2 separate regions of the Homo sapiens genome follow, and region 2 is linked to region 1. The links are chromatin contacts, found by Hi-C in ENCODE. All regions are on one chromosome and are shown on one strand. The core of a region is the stretch at or near the end of the contact, and the rest is flanking DNA. Distances in the headings are between cores, read along the strand shown.

The links. Hi-C counts contacts between places; a loop is a spot of excess contacts on that map. Pooled maps may share reads with other maps.
Region 2: a loop to region 1 is called in a pooled map, with 18 times the contacts of the local background. The contact joins the enhancer-like site here to the promoter of NEXMIF in region 1. A Hi-C loop is called at or near these places in 3 of 37 single-sample maps with no recorded cell type and 8 of 50 pooled maps.

Annotation. Positions count from the first base shown.
Region 1 is chrX:74,922,858-74,927,167 of GRCh38, forward strand. NEXMIF (neurite extension and migration factor) reads right to left here and starts at 2,595. Exons shown (of 4, transcript NM_001008537.3): 1 at 2,026-2,595. RefSeq lists an enhancer at 169-228 and a silencer at 1,474-1,633.
Region 2 is chrX:74,533,769-74,538,078 of GRCh38, forward strand. SLC16A2 (solute carrier family 16 member 2) reads left to right here. Exons shown (of 6, transcript NM_006517.5): 6 at 1-148. Among named protein-coding and RNA genes, the nearest start is that of RLIM, 79 kb to the right of the region's middle. Within about 2 kb of position 2,608, at least 36 of the 41 ENCODE cell types and tissues checked have a DNase peak (open chromatin) inside an H3K27ac peak, as active enhancers do.

The DNA of each region.
Region 1 (4,310 bases), core at 1,345-3,844:
TGTTTTTGTATGAGTTTATGTCTGGGGGGGCCAGTTGGGACAGCCAGGTAGAGAATTCATCAGAATAAGAGAAAGTAAATAGAGAAATTTCAAGTCTTACAAATTTTGTTCAATCACCCTACCCCATGTGCACCAAAAAATTATATTTTTTTAACTAGCATGCATGCAATCTATCTAGATTTTCGGGGAGGTGAAATATTGGAAAGTATTTCTAAGAGACAAAAATGTCTAATCACTAGCCACCAGGGCTAGTTTCAGTTCCTCTATTGTAAATACGCTATTTGCAAAAACAAGAAGCTCATTTTTGACCTCCCAGGTTACGCAGTGTGGGGACTATGAAAGACATGGAGGAAGAAAGGGAAATACCACCACCACACAGTAAATTTTTGACCTAGTAAGCAAATACGTTTTTGTTGTTACTGCTGGGTAAAATGTATGTCTTCCAGAAATTAGACACTGTAATAAAAATGTACCAGCCCAAATTTAAATTGCTCACTAGACAGATGGTTAATTATATTCACAGCCACATATTTCACTGGGATAGAGTTTCAGACACTCAGCCAGTTTTATTTGATTAGCCGGTTTCCCAGTTAATATGTAAAATGACAGTTACTTAGGACTTTTTTGTTCCCTTCTAAAAATATTTTTTCAATAAGTGTAAATTCTCCTCAGCCATAAGAACGTCACTGCTGTAAATAAAACGTTTGGTCATATGTTACCTCATGTGTAAAAGATGTAAGGGAGATTCACCCCTCCAAAACACAAATGGTCGTAAGGAGTTCAGAGAAGACCATTACAGCACCTTTTCTCACCAAGCAAAATATTCCAGGAACTCCTCCACCAAAAACAACCAAGGATATATTCAAATCCCGGGATTAAAGTGCTTTAGACATTTTTAAAAACAGCCCTGCCAGCCCTACAACACAAATCATGTCTTTTCAGATAACAGTCTAGAAAATGCAACATTAGAAAAAGGCCACATATCTAAATGTAGTGCTGTGCACAGCATTCAACAATATGCTGGGAGCCAAGATCCAGAAGCAAAATATGAGACCCACTTATTCCAAAATGCAACCAGAAGCTTGATAAAAATCAAGAGTGCTGTTGTCGAAATGGGGATGCCAATTTTTTTTTAACTTCGAAAAAGACAGAAAACCTTGCGCGGGTGATTCGGTCCCTCACGAATCAGACAGACAGAAGCAGTCATGCTGAAATCGCTGAATTCCTCAGCGGAACGGCGCCAACTCAGCAGCGCGGTTTCCACACTTTCCCGGAGCGGGACTCCGCTCCCCGCGCCGGCTCACGGCCTTCCCGCCCTACAGGGTGTACAAGACGCGAGCCGACGTGTGCTGCGGGGCGCGGCAGAGAGAAGCGCCAGAAGCCACACAGAAAAGCGTCAATTCGACCGCCACCGAGAGCGCGAAGGGGCCACAAGCCAATTTCCGCAAAGGAGATGAGCTGGGCGAGGCTCGGTCTGGCCTCCAACTTAAACCTGTCCGCAGCCTCGGCCGAGTGGCGCGTGTCCTGGGGGCGCTCTGTGGTCGCCACGGCCGCCCGGCTTCGCACCTTTGCGGCTTTGGTCCGAGCGCCCGGCCTCGGCCGCCGCGTGGGTTTTCCCGCTCTCGCCGAAGCGTGCCATGCCCATGCCCCATTCCCTGGCCAGGCTCTACCCTGCACCAGTCCGAAAGGAGGCGGCACTCTGCCGAGCTGCGTGCGTGTAAGCGCGGCGGCTCCGGTCCGCTCGCTTCCCCTCCCCCCGCAACCCCCTTCCTACGGCGCAAGCACAGAGGCCTTTCCTAGATTGCAGTGCCTGTCAGGGCGAGCCGGGATCTCTCGCCCTAGCGGCCTCGCTCCCTCATACACAGACACACACATTCGCATACAGACGTCCTCCGTTCCGTTTTCCCTTCCTTCTCGTCTAGCTCGACTTACCCCAGTTCATTCCACCCCCTGCGGCCGCCACCCCGAGCCAGCCGGGGAGCCGGCGAGAAGGCCAGGAAGCTGTATGGCAGCGCTCCTACTCACCTCACAGGCCGACTCCCGAGGCGCACGTCGCTGGCGGGCTCAGGCAGCAGGCGCTGTAGCTAGCGCGGTCGCAGTCAAGGCTGGGCTGTCGCCGTCGCCGCAGCTGTTCGAGCTGCCTTAGCCGCCACCGCCGCTGCTACTGCTGCCGCCGCCGCCGCCGCCTCTGCCTCAGCTCCATACGCTGGGCCCGCCAGGTGGACGCGCCTCTCTCCTCGCTCGCTCCCTCAGGCTCCGCCGCCGCCGCGCTAGATGGAGTCAGAGCTGTCGGGCTCTGGCCCTGAAACTCAGAGCCTCCGCGGCTGCCCGGCTGCTCCAAGGGTCCGTGCTTCGCTTACACTGTCGCTCGCCCCGGCTGGAGCTACCTAGCGAGCGGGCTGCGCGCTCGGCGCCTGGAGCCCGCTCTGTGCGGTGGCTGCGGCCGTCCGCGAGAGGGAGAGAGGAGGGCGGCTGCTACTGTCGCTATAGCTGTTAAAGCTATTGCTAAATGCTGCTACTGCCGCTAATGCTACTGCTGTGGCGGCGGTGGTGGCGGCGGCGGCTGCTGCTGCTGCTGCTGATGCTACTGGTTTTCCTTCCCAGGTTCTTCCCCTGCCTCGTCCCCCCTCCTCCCCCTTCCTCCTCCTCCTCCTACTCCTCCTCCTCCTTCTCTTCCTCCTCCCTCTTCTCCTCCCTCTGCCGCTTTTCTCAGAGCCTCTGCAGGCACTGCCTGGTCCCCTCTTCTCCCGGAGCTGTCTCTGCCCATTCAGAAAGGTGCCCAGAGTGGGGCCGCCTCTGCTGCCACCATCGCTGTTGCCCCTGCCATTGTTTCCTCCAACACGGCTGTTCTTGCTGGACGCCTTCCCCCCTCTACCCTTCTTCCCCACCACAGCTCTCCCTTTCCCTCCCGCTCTCCTTACCCTCTCTATGGTCCCTTCCTTATGTGCCCCCCCAACTCTGTCCGTCTGTCCTTCCCTCCCCTCGGGCGCCCGGGAGCGCGCACTGCGCGGCCACCTGTCATAAAGGGCGCGCACCCCCCTTCCCCATTCCCACCCCGCCCCCCACTCGCGTTCCTGCTGCCCTTCCAGTCCACTACGCCAGTGGTGCGTTCTTCCCCTGGCAGACACGCAACCGGACACCACTCTCCCATGCCTTTTAGGGCAGTTGTGTGTGCGGAGAGGGGCACTCTGAAGTTTGGGGAAGAATATTTGAATGGTTTCATCCACCAAGCATCTAACCATTCAACCTTTACCTACTCTTAACTTAAGGGCCTGGGCCCCCAGGAAGGTGGGTCCTTTTTGAAGGGTTGGATGAAGGCAGACAATTGGGGAGTGACGTTTGGGGAATAAAGGAAAGAAGGGAAGCTGAATATGGCCAGGAAGGAAAACAGATCTGCCTGATGGCTGTCATTGAAAAATCTCTTAGGTGGTCATTTTCCTTCAGACGTCCTGGGAACTCAACAGGAAACAGCAAAACGATTGGAGAGCAACTCAGGAGGGACCATTTAGTACTTCTGGAGTCCTGGGTGCAAGGTTGAGGCCTGAGCCTCGGGAGATTTGTCACCACTAGGAGCCAAGGCAAGAGATGAAAAGGTTGGTACTAGAACAGAAGGGGTAAAAGTAGCTACTTTGTGTGCACTTGCTCCAACATCATTGCCAAAGCACAGCTTCTCCAGTCAGGCAGGGCCTCATTTCAGATTTCTTTGCTGCCACAGCTACAGCGTCATTTTGCTACGAGGGCTCAGGCTTTGAGATCTGATGTGTGCAACTTCTCACCATCACCTGTCACACAATCCCTCCCCAGAAACAGTGCAGAGGCGGGGGTATATTTTCTTTTCCCTGGCAAAGTACAGGAGATAAATGTTCCAGATATCCCATTGACAATAAGGTCTGGGTCACTTTACCAAGTTTGAGGCGCTCTACCATGGGTCTTTCATTCCTGGACAATAAACTGTCTGTATGGCTTTTACAACTCCCCATCTCTGTGCCTTTGTTTCTGTCATCCCACTTGCTTGAAACACTCTTGTTATTTCTCCCTCTCATTTTATATCTATGAAACTCATCCATAAATAATAGCTCATCCTGAAATAATTATACTTATTGGGTCCTTACTATGTGCCAGACACTGTGCTAAGCAATTTACATGAATTATTTAATCTTCACAACAAACACAATTTTACTATCTCCATTTTACAAATGAGAAAATCGAGTCACAAGGAAGTTAGGTATATGTGTCCTGAGGATAGGGATGATATGTTATTTATCTTGCATTTGTGAGACACTGTGCAAATATATTTGCATCTTTCAGGC
Region 2 (4,310 bases), core at 1,358-3,857, 390 kb before region 1:
AAAAGCAGCACAGTATTAATATTTAGAGTAGGATGCAGCCTCTTATGCACCACAGTTAAATCTAGAACGAACAAAATTTCAGAGCTCAAGACATGGGACATTTAAATCCTCAAGGAGTTTGGAACAAAATAAACAGATCTAAAAATTTGGTTTGGGTATGTATGTTGCCTACAAGGAAGAAATAGTCTTAACCTGATTAATAGCAGAAAGTTTGACTTCAGAGCTGAAGTCTCCTTTCAAATCAAATTTCTGCCAGGTTCTATGCTCTCTGTGAGAGCAGACATTAGAAAAAGAGCTATATAGGGGTTTGGAGTTGGTTGACTATTTGAGATTGGATTTTTAAACAAGCTCTGAAGTGGAAAAGTGGTTACTTCACAAAATGAGAATGTGGTTACTTGCTGAGTTGGAATGGAGGCCCCACCAAGGCCACAGCCTTGCTACAAATGTGCCATATTGAAAACTGGCATTAATAATAATCCAATTCAGCTCTCCTTCCCTCTCCCTTATGTTATTGATGGGGAACCTAAAGGGACTTATATGGCTGGCTGACACAGCCTGGCAGTGACAGAGCCTGGAATTAAGGATGATGCAGGAGACAGACCTATAAGAATGACAAAGCTGAGAGTAACCTTAGAGTCTCCCTTGTCCATCCTGTGCATTGAATTTAAGTGGAGAGACTGAGGCCTAGAGGTAGGAAGAGACTGCAGTAGGTTCACACAGTTCATCAGTGACAGAGCAAGATGAGACTTGAACTCATGTCATTGACTTCCAGTACAGTTTACACCCCTGGTTTTACAGATGAAGAAACTGGCCCTAGGAGGGATAAATGACTTGCCCACTTCATTCAACAACTGTGTACCAAACCCATTTCCATAAGTGTGTCAGCAGGACCAGCTCTGAGCAAAAATGAAAGTTTAGCAAAGTTTAACTTTTAGCATACCCCATGTCTTCATGATTACTCTCACCCGCAACTGACACATACTTTTGGTATTCTGTCTCCCAGTCACTCCAGACCATGCAATCTTGGCTTGGAGACCTGGTTTCACCTACTGTCCCTCCACCCCCAGCAACTCAAGAGGTACAAAAAAAATCCATCTCCAAATGGCCACATACTGGGCAGGGCAGGGGCAAAGAGAAGTGACTGGTTTCCGGTTGGAAGAAGGTGGTTTACCACCCAGCTCTTGGCTATTGTTTCTCCTCAGACTCAGTGTAGACACCCTCAGGCTGGCTTCCTCATCTCCTCCCACTGAGGCTAATTACTCTGTCCCATTGCAGGGCCCCAGGCTCTCCCACCTAAGGTCTGCCCCGCTCCCCTAGCCCCTTCCCCAGCAGCCCCAAGGGTCCAGTCTGTGTTTGATCACCCAGGATTATTAGATTTCAAAGCTGTGGAATCCCATAATTTTTACGAGCATATGCTCTCCTCTAGGGTCTTTTCACGTCTGAAAAGGCGGCCAGCAGCTCCCTGCCACTTCTCCACAGTAGCAGTGCAGGCCAGCTGACAAGGATTACAAATCCCTAGTGTCTCATAGCTGGCGCCTAGATAGTGTGGGTGACGGGTAGAATAAGAGCCCTTGAAGCAAGTTCAGAAATTCTAATAAGCTGAAATGCAGCAGAGACTGCAGAGGCACAAGGAAAGGGATTAGATACCCAAATCCTGCAGGGGTTCAGGAGGCTATGCTTCAAAGCCCCTTTGATTCCTGCCTTTCAGCTCTCTCTAGCGGTCACCAAGCGCAAAGTTCTATGCCTGGTTTTCAAGTCATTTAAGCAGTCTTTTCTAGAGACCTGCTGCGTGTCAGACACTCTGCTAGAATCCGGGAACTTCAGGAATGAAAGGAACATAAGTAGAAAAAAACCAGAAGAACACAAAGAGTTTGTACTACCTAACTTCCAAGATACCCTTTTCTTCTCTGGGCGCCAGTACCCAGAGAGTACCGACCTTAGCGCCAAAATTCGGTCCTCTCTGAGGCAGATCAGGAGCCACCACGCCCCCAGTGAAATGGAGGCGGCAGGAATCCCACCCCCAACCCCTCTTCCTCTCCCCACGACTATCCTCCCGGGGGCGAGAGTCGCCCGGAAGAACTACCCGCGCCTCGGCATTGGTTTCCTGCTGAGCCCCAGCCGGATAAAATTAGTCGATTGCTCACACTAACAAGTGTCAGAGTCCGCGTCCAGCTGAGTGGGTGGGGAGAGCAGTACTGGGCCGGGCCGCATTCCCGCCCGGGCCTGTCAGAGCAGCGGACAGACAGCACCTGTCGTGGGCCTCCTCGTTCCCTCACTCCTGCCAGAGCCTGTGGCCCCCCCGCGGAGACCGGGGACTACACTTGGGAGCATCTTTCCCCAACTCTCGTCACCGCAGAGACCGCGCCGAGCCCACCTGCCAAATGTTAATACACTGGAATGCCAGGGGAGGGGAAAAGAAGGTTGCACTTCTACTCTCCTTTCCCACCACACACCCACCCTTCACTGACCTCGCCACGACTGGGCCCTGGCATCCGGGCCTGGGGGTGCTAATCGACACTATTTCCCGCCAGGTCCCCATGCCCACTCCACACTCTGGGACTGCCTGGGGGTGGATTTGGCCCTGGCGGTCGCTCCTGGTCCTGCCGCTGGCCTCCGGCCACCTTGGGCGGGGACGCGGAGAGTGGGGTTGGCTCCTCCCCCGCCGCGGGTCTCCATCCATTTCCCCATTTGGGAGGGGTAATAACCCGGGAGCCGCGCCACGGAAATGCATCTTCCCCTGCTATTCAGACGGGAATCCGCCCACCCATGACAACCGCCCTTCCCGCCTAGGGAAAGGGGGCGGGAAGACCTAGCCTCGGGCCCTGCCAACTGCCAGCAAGCCAGACGGATAGACAGCAGCTGCTGCGTGTCCGAGCTCAGCTCCTCCTCGATCCCCCGCCCTCTACCTCCCTGCTCGCTCCACCGACACCAGGGGCCGTAGCGGCGACGGCGCCCCACCCCCAGCGCTCGGTCCGGAGCCCTCGAGGTGATCCGGGCTGGGCCTGTCGAGGATCTTTTACAATCGGCGGCCCCCTATTCTCTCCCGACCGGCCTCGTCCCTAGCGTCCCAAGAGCGGGATCAGGCGGCTGCTAGCGAAAGACCTACAGGAGCCCAGACTCGAGGCCCGCCAGGATGCGGAGACTGAGGGCGGGTTCGGCCGCCAGGAAGCGCTCCCGCCCGGGGCAGCAATCCTCCTCCGCCCTCCTCTGCAACCTCCAACCCGGGAGGGCCCTACGGGGCCTCCTCCTCCACACAGTGGGTCAGCCCAGTGGGGCTGCTTTCTGCCAAAGACTTGGCCCACCCTTCAAGCGCCCCTTCCCCCAGTCTCCATAAAAACTCTTTCAGAACTCCGGGGAATCAACCATGCTGGTGGGAGCTCCCAGCTCAGGCCTACTCCCCCATCTCACAGTTCCCGATCACACAGGGGAGCACGCGGGATTTCCTAGGCTTGAGAACCCTCCTCCAAGCCTGGACGGAGCCTCAAGAGTGGTGAGAAGGACCAGATTGACTCGAAGAGCCGCCCTCCTCAGTTTGCTCCTCTCCTACACTCCTCTACCCTAGTCTCCACCGACCTGCTTCCTTCTGCGCTTGCCTAGTGGGGGGTGAAGGAGAGGACAACTACCTTCACTTCTCCCCCCAACTTTCACATACACCCTCCGTCCCTTAAGGTGGAGTCTCCTGGGAGGCGGGCAGCCTCGCAGATCCTTCTGCCTTAAGGCCTTGCAAAGGCAGAGTTTCCTCCTGTCAGTCTGGGGTCTTCCAGCTCCCTGCCGCATTTGCCACCTCCTCCCACACTCCTTTCATCCTTCCCCGCAGCATATCTGGACATAGACCACCCCTCGACCCCGCAAAAAACAAAACAAAACAAAACAAAACAAAGCCTTGAGAAATCTCCAAACACCTGTGCGTGGACGAATTACAGTTCACAGTTGCTCCTATATCCCTCATCACAATTGGCCCTCCCCCCAACCGTGGGAGGCAACTGCTCTTAAGCCGGGTTATAGTTGGGGGAATTGAGGACCGGGGGGAACTGAATGTGGGTTTTGAACGCTTCTGCAAGGCCCTTTCCACCCCACTTCACAGAAAGTAGGGAAGTGAGCAAATCTCTCATTTTCCCTGACTTCAGAAAGCCTGCTTGCTGCTCCTGGAGTCAGCACCTGCTCCTCCCTTGTCCACTCTATCCCCCAATGAAGGCACTATTTGGGAGTGGCACTACAGCCCCAAGATGGAGGCATGGAGGGCAGCAGAAGCCGAGCCACAGTCCTTGTGCACCCCCTGGACTTCCCCAAGGAGGGCATGTGGAAGAGAA